2 separate regions of the Mus musculus genome follow, and region 1 is linked to region 2. Evidence: chromatin contacts called from ENCODE Hi-C data. All regions are on one chromosome and are shown on one strand. The core of a region is the stretch at or near the end of the contact, and the rest is flanking DNA. Distances in the headings are between cores, read along the strand shown. Region 1 holds the start of Crebzf (CREB/ATF bZIP transcription factor). Region 2 holds the start of 4930479H17Rik (a long non-coding RNA gene).

Region 1 (4,264 bases), core at 94-2,593, about 60 Mb before region 2:
GTAAACGCGGATAAAGAGCAGATTACTTGACCCTACATTTTAAGAGACGACGACGCCTTCCGAGCGCACGCCGAGCAGAACTCCACCGACACCTTATCCTTGTCCACATGGAGACACACTCCTCCCGCCGCGTCGTCCTCTTCCCGCGGCTCCGGCGGCTGCTTCCCCACCGGCAGGGCGTAGTCGTGGTCGCCGGCGGGCGAGTCTCTGAAGAGGGAGGTGGTCAGCCGCAGTCCCACGCCGCTCAGTCGGCTCAGCAGGCGAGCTAGTCCGGTCTCGTTGGCCAGGACGGCCCGTAGGTAGCGACTCTCCTCCTGCAGTGCTTGCACGCGCTTGCCCAGCTCCCGATTCTCGGCCCGCAGCTCCTGGTTCTCGGCTGCCAGTCCCCGGACCCGACTCTCCAGCCCCATCACGTACTCCTTCTTCTTGAGCCGATTAAGACGGGCAGCGGCCGCCGCCGCCTTCCGGGGACTCTTGGTCGCCGCCTGGTTGCCGTCGTTGGCGCCACCGCCTCCTGCTCCCGGGGACTTTCTCCGCCTCTTCTCCCCGCCGCCGCGGTCACCGCCGCTGCTGCAGCCTCCGATGCCGTTCAACAGCCTCTGCAGCAAGTCGGAGAAGCGCTGCATCTCGGCGGCCGCGGTGTCGTCGTCGTCGTCCCCCCTCAACAGGCCGCCGCTCTCCGAGCCTCCGCCGGACGAGGACAGGGGCCCGGGCGAGCTGAGCCCGGGCTCCAGGTGCCAGTCCGGTTGCCGAGGGTCCAGCAGATCGGCCAGCTCCAGCCCGGAGAGAAAGTCCATGTCCTCCGGCTCTTCCTTGGGGACCATGGCGATCGCGTCCTCCTCCTCCTCCTCCATCTTCAGGGGCGAGGGCGCGGGCGCGCGCACGGCCACGCTGCCGCGGCTCCCGCTCCGGGCCTCCGGCTCGCCCCCGTCCCCGTCCCCGTGAGGTTGCTCGCGGTCAGGCGATCCGGGCCTCGGGGTCTCCGCCCCCGCGGCTGCCCCGCTCGGCTCCCGGGGCGGCGCGCGCGTGGCGGGCGGCTCCCGGCTGTCGCGGCGGCTCGGGAAGTCGCGGCCCGAGGCTGCCAGCAGCTTGGTCAGGCTGTGCCTCATGGGGCTGAGCGGCGGGCCCGGGTAGGCCGCAGCCACTCCGACCCCGGGCCCCCAGCGCGCAGAGCCACGGCGCCGGGCCGACCGCAGGCGCGGGGCAAGGTCCGAGTGGCCTCCGGCGGCCGCCCAACCCCCCGCACGAGGCGGGGGGAAGGCAGTGGAAGCGCGAAGCGGCGAGGCCCGGGGGAGGACTCGGCCGCGCCACCCAGACAGCGGCCTGGCCGGAAGTTACTCTCTGCCCACCCCGCCCACAAAAACGCGCTTCGCTCCAGCCAGAGTATCGCGAGATTCCGAGTGCTTTCGAGGTGCAGTAACTTCGGCTTTGCGGTGATGTCATAGGAGCAGCAGGCAAAACACAATAAAACCTAGTTTCCACCCCCCCCCCACTCATCGGTACTACCCGGTACCACTCTCCTCGATCCAATATGACATCTAGACATATTTGACGTAGCTATATTAAAAAAAAACTGTTTTTGTGAACGCTTTTATTTTTGCTGTTTCTCTCTAAACTGCAAGCAAAAAACAGCACGCATAAGGAAATAGTCCCCGTTAAAACAAAAGACTTTAAATCAGAAGTGTTACCAAATTCTGGGGAACGCAGTCACGTACTGACACTAACTCCCCAGGCGACATTCAGAGGTCCTTAGTCTCAGAAAATGATCTTTCATAATACTATTACTGCTATTATTGTCATTATTACATCATTTTTATTTATCATTTGTTTTTGCAATAAGGGTCACTTGCAGAATTAGCTCCTTTGCCAAGAGTGGGTGGTTGGTTTGTTTACTGGTCTCTTGTTTTGCTGTTTGTTTTCTGCTTTTTTTTTCTTTTGTCAAGTCATGGTAGTTACTTAGGCTTTTTCCGTTTTTAAAATACCAGCTTTTTGAAAAGACCAAGTCTTGAACAAAACACTTCACTTTTTATTCAATGAGTTCATGCACATAGCACTGATGTAACGAATTCTTTTAAGCCTCACTACACATTGGGCCAATAGTGCGGGGGGGGGGGGGGGGGGGGGGGGGGGGGGGGGGGGGGGGGGGGGCTTCTGCAACCACCAGGACAAACAAAGTAATGTAATTCAGTTTAACACACTGAGTAGCCAGTGTTGATTCAAACTTCAAGAGTATGATCCCAGAGTTCTTAATTTTAGGCATTTTTTTTAAATCATTTTATTTTATTTTATTTTTTTAGATTTATTTATTATTTATTATATGTAAGTACACTGTAGCTGTCCTCAGACACTCCAGAAGAGGGAGTCAGATCTCATTACGGATGGTTGTGAGCCACCATGTGGTTGCTGGGATTTGAACTCCTGACCTTCGGAAGAGCAGTTGGGTGCTCTTACCCACTGAGCCATCTCACCAGCCCAATTTTAGGCATTTTTAAGCAAAGCACAGTTTGGTGGAAGAGTTTCCTGCTGATAATCGAGAGTATGCAGCAATATGACCTGACCACCATGAAACTCTGTGTAAAAGTATGCATGACATCTTCCATAAAGACAAATGTCTTAATTAGGGTTTCCATTGCTGTGAAGGGACAGCATGACCAAGGCAACTCTTGTTTTGTTTTGTTTTGTTTTGTTTTGTTTTGTTTTGTTTTGTTTTGTTTTTCAAGACAAGGTTTCTCTGTATAGCCCTGGCTGTCCTGAAACTCACTTTGTAGACCAGGCTGGCCTGTCTCTGCCTCCTGAGTGCTGGGATTAAAGGCATGCACCACCACCGCCCAGCTCCAAGGCAACTCTTATAAGGACAACATTTAACTGGGGCTGGCTTACACTTTCAGAGGTTCAGTCCATTATCATCACAGAAGCAGAGCAGAATCCAGGCAGGGTCCATTTCCTCTATGGAAGGAACTCCGAGTTCCCCAGGCAGGCTGGAGTGTCTCAAAGCCCACTCTGACACTGACAGTGTTAGACCTAGTGGGGAAACCCCCACCCAATTCCCGATTCGGTGTGCACCCAAAAAATCACGAAGGACCATCATCTTGATGTAAATACATGAGGACGTTTAATTACGGAGCTCTGGACCGACATGTATCTCACACAGGAGATAACAGATGTCGGCCACGAGGCTTGAAAGCTAGGGGTTTTTATGGGGTAAGGGGCTTAGGGGTGTGGAATTCAGCATAGTGACACACTATTGGCTTATTCAAACATTAACAGAAAGATTACATGTCAGCAAAAGGGCATCAGGACCTTGTTCCTGTGGGCTGGGGGCTTATCTTTGTTCACATAGCAGTCAGTTGATGTATGACTTTACCAGGCATCAAGGGGCAGTAGACAGAGGGGAGGTTCCGGCCAGGTGGTGTTGGCCCAGACAAGATAGCCCTGCTTGTACAATCAAGCTGTTCTTAGGAATGTCTTAACAACAGCCCTGTCTGTTCTGCTTTGTTCTTGGCCCCAGGCAGTGGGCTCATAGACAACTCTTTTACATGAATCACAAGATACAAAATCTCATTTTCTTTCAACAGGCCTCTTCCAACAAGGCTACCCCTACTCTACCAATGCCACATCTCCTAATATTACCAATCCCTGATCCAAGCACATTCAAACCACCACATGGATTTTATAGATTGACAGAAAAAAATAAGCTCAAAATAAGGGTCTAGAGGAGGATCAGTTGTAGTCTCTGCCACACAGAGTAAATGTTACCAGGCTATTTTTGCTCCCAGCTTTCTGGGTGGTGTCTCTTTGAAGAGACAACAATGTGTGTTTAATATTTCTGGTTCCTCTAATGCTTATCTGTGAGCACAAGGATTTCCGTGCCTCCTACACATTTAATTACTTTTAACTCTTCCAGGATAAACACACACTAATTTTGTGTGGCCATGTTTGAAAATGATGTCTAATTGAGTGGCAGACAAAGTGATGAATCAGAGGAATATCTGACAGAGTAGGTCAGAGATAGAATACCTCCAACTCTCACGAAAATAGCACAGGAACGTAAAAGAGCAGCACAGAGCGAAAGAGAGGAGGCAGTTTTGCTGGTACAGTTTTAGAGAGACAGGTTGCAGATGAGCCAGAAAATGGGAAGGAACCAGAAGATTAGAACAGATTGCCAGAGTTAGTTTAAAGCCAAGAAGAGCAATTCAGTGAGAAGCTGAAAGAAACCAGTTCTAGTCCGTCAGCTTGGAGAAGAGTTTGGGCCAGAACAGTGGGA
Region 2 (4,801 bases), core at 1,395-3,894:
GAGGCGGGACCTTCACAAGATATGAACCAGCCTTGGCTACATAGCAAGACTCCGGGAGGCAGGGGGCAGGAATCAGACAGGGTTAGCATAAAGCAGAGCTTTGCTGGTGAGGCTAAGGACTTAGCTGAACAGGGCGGGAGGCAAGGTGCCAAAAAGGGTCTTGAAGGATGTTAGGGGCTCTTTAACAGGCCTAGGGAATAAATCTCTGAAAGAGGAATGGAATATCTTAGGCTTCAGAGAAATAGGGTGTGGGATCCACAGGTGCTCAAAATTGGGACCTTAGGTGGGAGACTGAAGTTGGCTAGCCCACTGGACCGTCATGCTAAGTGTTAGCTAAGCAAAATAAGTCAGGGTGCTGGTTAGATGGACCTGGGTTGCAATGGGGCAGCTGTACTGCAGGGAACTTAGCTGGAGGGAGGCACAGGGCAGATAGATCTTGGGTATTGGGTGACCACAGTCCTGACCCCATCTATCACCCTCCCTCAGGATGATCCCAGCGGACAGTCGCTCCTTCCTGCTGACCGATCTGGCGTCAGGCCGTACCTATGATCTATGTGTGCTCGCAGTCTATGAGGACAGCGCCACCGGGCTAACGGCCACGCGGCCAGTGGGCTGCGCTCGGTTCTCCACGGAGCCCGCACTTCGGCCTTGTGCTGCACCGCACGCACCCTTCCTGGGCGGCACCATGATCATAGCGCTGGGAGGTGTCATCGTCGCTTCTGTTCTGGTCTTCATCTTCGTGCTGCTTCTACGTTACAAGGTGCACGGAGGCCAGCCGCCCGGCAAGGCCAAGGCTACGGCACCTGTCAGCAGCGTTTGCTCCCAGACCAACGGAGCGCTCGGGCCCGTGCCCAGTGCGCCTGCCCCTGAGCCTGCTGCACCCAGGGCCCATACTGTGGTCCAATTGGACTGTGAGCCCTGGGGGCCCAGTCACGAACCTGCAGGACCCTAGCCAAGGGCCCACCTCTATGGTTCCTCTGGTCCCAGGGACACCCCTCGGGACCTGGCCTCAGACTCACCAAATTGCTCACGGTTTTTAAAACTCTGATGGGGAGGGTGTCGGGGGCACCGGGGCACAACAAGAAAGTCCTATTTTTCTAAGCTCGGGCTGTTCCTTTGCCCTTGTCTGTCTGTGGGGACTGAGGGGTGCTGCGGAGGGTATGGGGGCGGGGGTTGAGGAACATCCCCTGAGGAAGGCACTTCCTGTCATTCAGCTTGGGGTCTCTGCAGAGGAGTTGAGGATAGTCATCTATAGTCATCCATATAAGCACTGGACGTTCTAGGGACCGAGCTGTGCTGTGGCTTGTGCTGGGGACTCTGACCCAAGCTGCCTTGCCCTCAGTCCAGTGGGAAACATGTCTTGAGATAGCCATACTCCAGAATACAGAGTTGAGGGATGCCCAGGGGGTTGTGTGCCCCCCCCACCACCGAAGAGGAACCTGAAGTATAGTTCAGGGAAGGCTTCCTGGAAGAGGAGGGATGTAATCTAAGTAGCATATCTGAAGGAGAGCATTGGGCAAAGAGCAGAAGGGAAGGCTCCAGGTGGAGGGCATAACATGAACAAAGGCTGGGTATTACCAGGCATTGGGTTGCTGCGGTACTGGTGAGGTGGGAGGGGCCAGCATCTGAGTGAGGTGCTCATGATGGCTAGCCACGGAGGATTTCATGCCTGGGGGCCGAGTGGGGGAGGTTGTGGGTGGGTTTCTAGTGCTTCTTGAGGGAGGTGAACCAGAGGCAAGGAATCCGTGGGAAGCCAATGTAGGGGTGAGGGTGGGTCAGGACCAACTTCAACCAGGGAAACATTGGAAGAGAAGAGTGGATGACACAGCCATTCAGGAAAGTGAGCAGATGGATCACAGTGCTCAGAGACCATGAGGGAGGGGCTTATCTAGAGTGATGCTCTGGGCTCTGGCCAGGGGAAAGTCCTCCAGGCTGCCCTGGCTGAGGACGAGGGAGCAGGGGCACAGCAGAGATGCTCTGTGGTCAGGGTGGGACTCTGCAGATGAGGGACCAGGGGAGGGCGAGTGGGGAGGGGAGATGGAGACGTTGGAGCCAAGGATAGAAAGCAGGGCTTAGCAGACAGAGTATCCCACCCCTATCATCCTCACACCTCAGGAGACAGAGGCAGGAGACCAGTAGTTCAAAAGCTGACACTTCAGCATGAGACCCATCCCCCCCCCAAAAAAAACCCAAAAGAATCTGGGAGCAGTCGCAAGATTGAACCATCTACTGGGGTTTCAGTCTTTAAGGTAGAAACGGAAAGCTTTTGGCAGCTGCACATGGAGGTGAAGGTGAAAAATGTCCCAAGAGACTGGTGTGTTTGCTAGGGGAAAGGTTACAGTGGGGGGTTGGGGGGTGGAGAGTCAGTGCCACATTGAACCAATCTAGCAGATATGAGTGTGGACAGGGACTGAGCCCTGGTTCAGCGTGAGTCAGAGCACTTGGCCTCATGTCTTTCCTGAGCTGGTCCCCACTGTGTCACTGCCCGGGGCCCCCTCACACAAGTGTCCTGGAAGTTTATAGGATCAGACACTGGGCATGGAAAAGGCCAGGCCTCATTAGAGGTGCAGGAATGGGGTCAACAGCAAGAATAGCACCCCCCCCATGCAAGTAGCTTCTCTGATGGCAGCAGGGGGGGGGCGGAGCAGGGGGGGGGGACGGGGAAGGGCCTGTCAGTCACCTGAGGTAAGATGATGTTAGGATCAGGGTGAAGACAGGCTAAGAGTAAACTGGAATTCTCTCGGTTTGGTACAAAGAATGTTCTGGTGAGATGACAGAACCTATTTTTCATGGTGGAACTTGAGACCTTCAAAATGCCCACCATTAACCATGGAGATGAGGCACTCAGCTCCCCAGTCCTGCAGCATCCCGAGGTCCTTTGTCATTTTGTTACTCTCGAGTAGCTAAGATCATGTGAGGCTATCAACAAATCACAGCATAAGCCTTGGGCCATGGGAGTTAGCAAGTGGGAAGGCTGGCTCAGTGCCACCTAGGAAATACCCACTCCCACCTTAAGGGGGAGCCAGAGTGCACCGTTCATAAACCTGTTGTTAAAATTTGAACTGTGTGCTAGGTCATGGGGCAGATTCGGGTACAAGTCCTGCCCTGCCCTGCCCTGCCCTGCCCTGCCCTGCCCTGCCCTGCCCTGCCCTGCCCTGCCCTGCCCTGCCCTGCCCTGCCCTGGCAGCATTTGTGACACGCACAAATGTTAAATAGGGATGTGTAGGCAGCAGAGGTGGATTTGACTCCAGCTGAGGAGTTAAGTCCCAAGCCGAGGCTGGAGGTAATTAGCAAGCAGTGGGAACAGTGTTCAGTGGACATGGAACGGCATATGATAAGGTATGCATTGTGAGAAAAAGGGAGAGGGAGGGAAGCCAGAGGTGAGATGGAGTGAGGGAAGGGAATTGTCATAATATCAGGCAGGAAGCGGGCGATGTAAAAGCCCTGTAAATTCACCAGAGGAGGGAGGATTCCATTCTAACTGACATGAGAAACCACTGAAGGTTCCTTCTGTCTTGTTTTCTTTGAGTTGGGGTTCTCACAACATTAGCCCCAGTTTGGATTCATTGTCTAGCTCAGGTTTCCTGACCTCACTCATGACCCTTCTGCCTGGGCCTCCTGAGCCCAAGGATCACAGGCGTGCACCGTCACTCCTGGCCACTGGAGGATCCCGGGCTATGAGGATCTTCCCGGATCTCAAGGAAGCTCCCATGGCAGATTTTGTGTGTGTGGAGGGCCAAGGGGAAGCACGGGGAAACTGAGGAGGAAGACACTGCAACAGTTCTGGCAGAAGGCTGTCTTAGACCAGGCTAGACCTGAGCTGACATCAATGACAGCAGCAGGCTCCTCCTTTCCTACCCCGAAGAGGACAGTGTGAACTACTAGCAGCTGGTCCAGAAGAGAGGGAAGGAAGGTTGTAGAAAGTAGGGGAAGAGGGGGAGGCCCGGGTCTCCAATCCCAGGATCCATCCCATAGAGCTGATTTGTCTGTAGGAAGAAGTGACCTTTGGCAAGCCAAGTACAAGGCAGCCAGCAGATAGAGGCCAAAAGAGGCTGAGGCTGTTGAGGTGGATCCAGGCCCAGTACACGGGGCTAGAATGGAGATGCACACCCAGTACCAGCCTACGACAGGTGTGGAGGCATGTGAATGGAGAATGATAGTGGTGATAGCAAAGTCCCCTGGAACTTCACAAGACACCCAGACTGCCCCGCACCCCTGTGCACAAACAAACACCGCCGGCATCTAGGATTTCAAGTTAAATAGCCTTGCCCAGCCGAAGCCACCCGCTCCCTGAGGTCAGGATATGATGTCTACTGCCCATCGCCTCTCTAGTCAAAGCAATCTGGCCACCAAACCTAGGCTGCTGAGGCACTGTCTCCTGGTGACTGCTGTCTGGGTTCTGTACTGTCCTCGAACCATACTGCCTAGCCACAGCTCTTGGGGTGACTGGAGCTGGTGTGAGCCCATAACATCAGGAGATTCCCATGATCCTCTGGCAGGCCTTCCTTGAGGCCAAGCTTCTGCGGCCCTTCCCATGGGCTCCTAGGTGGGAGAACCTGATGAGGTGGAGTGTGGGGACTCCTCAAAGACAGCGGGTCTCCCCTGGATAGTGCGACCCAGTGATCCATGCTGAGGATCATCAGCAAAGTCTGGACCCCGCATGCCTGGAGGGGTGTCGGTGCTTGGCACTGTCCTGGCCTTAGTGAGGTTAGAGTGTTGGGGACATGGGATGACAAACAGCCCAGGTCTCTGCCCTCTTGGGGTCCCAGTTCTTAGAGAACAAGCAGATACAAATGGTGGC

Evidence for each region. Hi-C counts contacts between places; a loop is a spot of excess contacts on that map.
Region 1: a loop to region 2 is called in a map of T-helper 1 cell, with 187 times the contacts of the local background. The contact joins the promoter of Crebzf here to the promoter of 4930479H17Rik in region 2. A Hi-C loop is called at or near these places in 2 of 37 maps with a recorded cell type or tissue (T-helper 1 cell and T-helper 17 cell).

Annotation. Positions count from the first base shown.
Region 1 is chr7:90,439,860-90,444,123 of GRCm38, reverse strand. Crebzf (CREB/ATF bZIP transcription factor) reads right to left here and starts at 1,343. Exons shown (of 1, transcript NM_145151.3): 1 at 1-1,343. The coding sequence starts at 1,109. The coding sequence ends at 33.
Region 2 is chr7:30,351,789-30,356,589 of GRCm38, reverse strand. It overlaps 4930479H17Rik (a long non-coding RNA gene), which reads left to right and starts at 2,644. Exons shown (of 3, transcript XR_881936.2): 1 at 2,644-3,339. It overlaps Lrfn3 (leucine rich repeat and fibronectin type III domain containing 3), which reads left to right. Exons shown (of 3, transcript NM_175478.2): 3 at 487-1,076. The coding sequence ends at 952.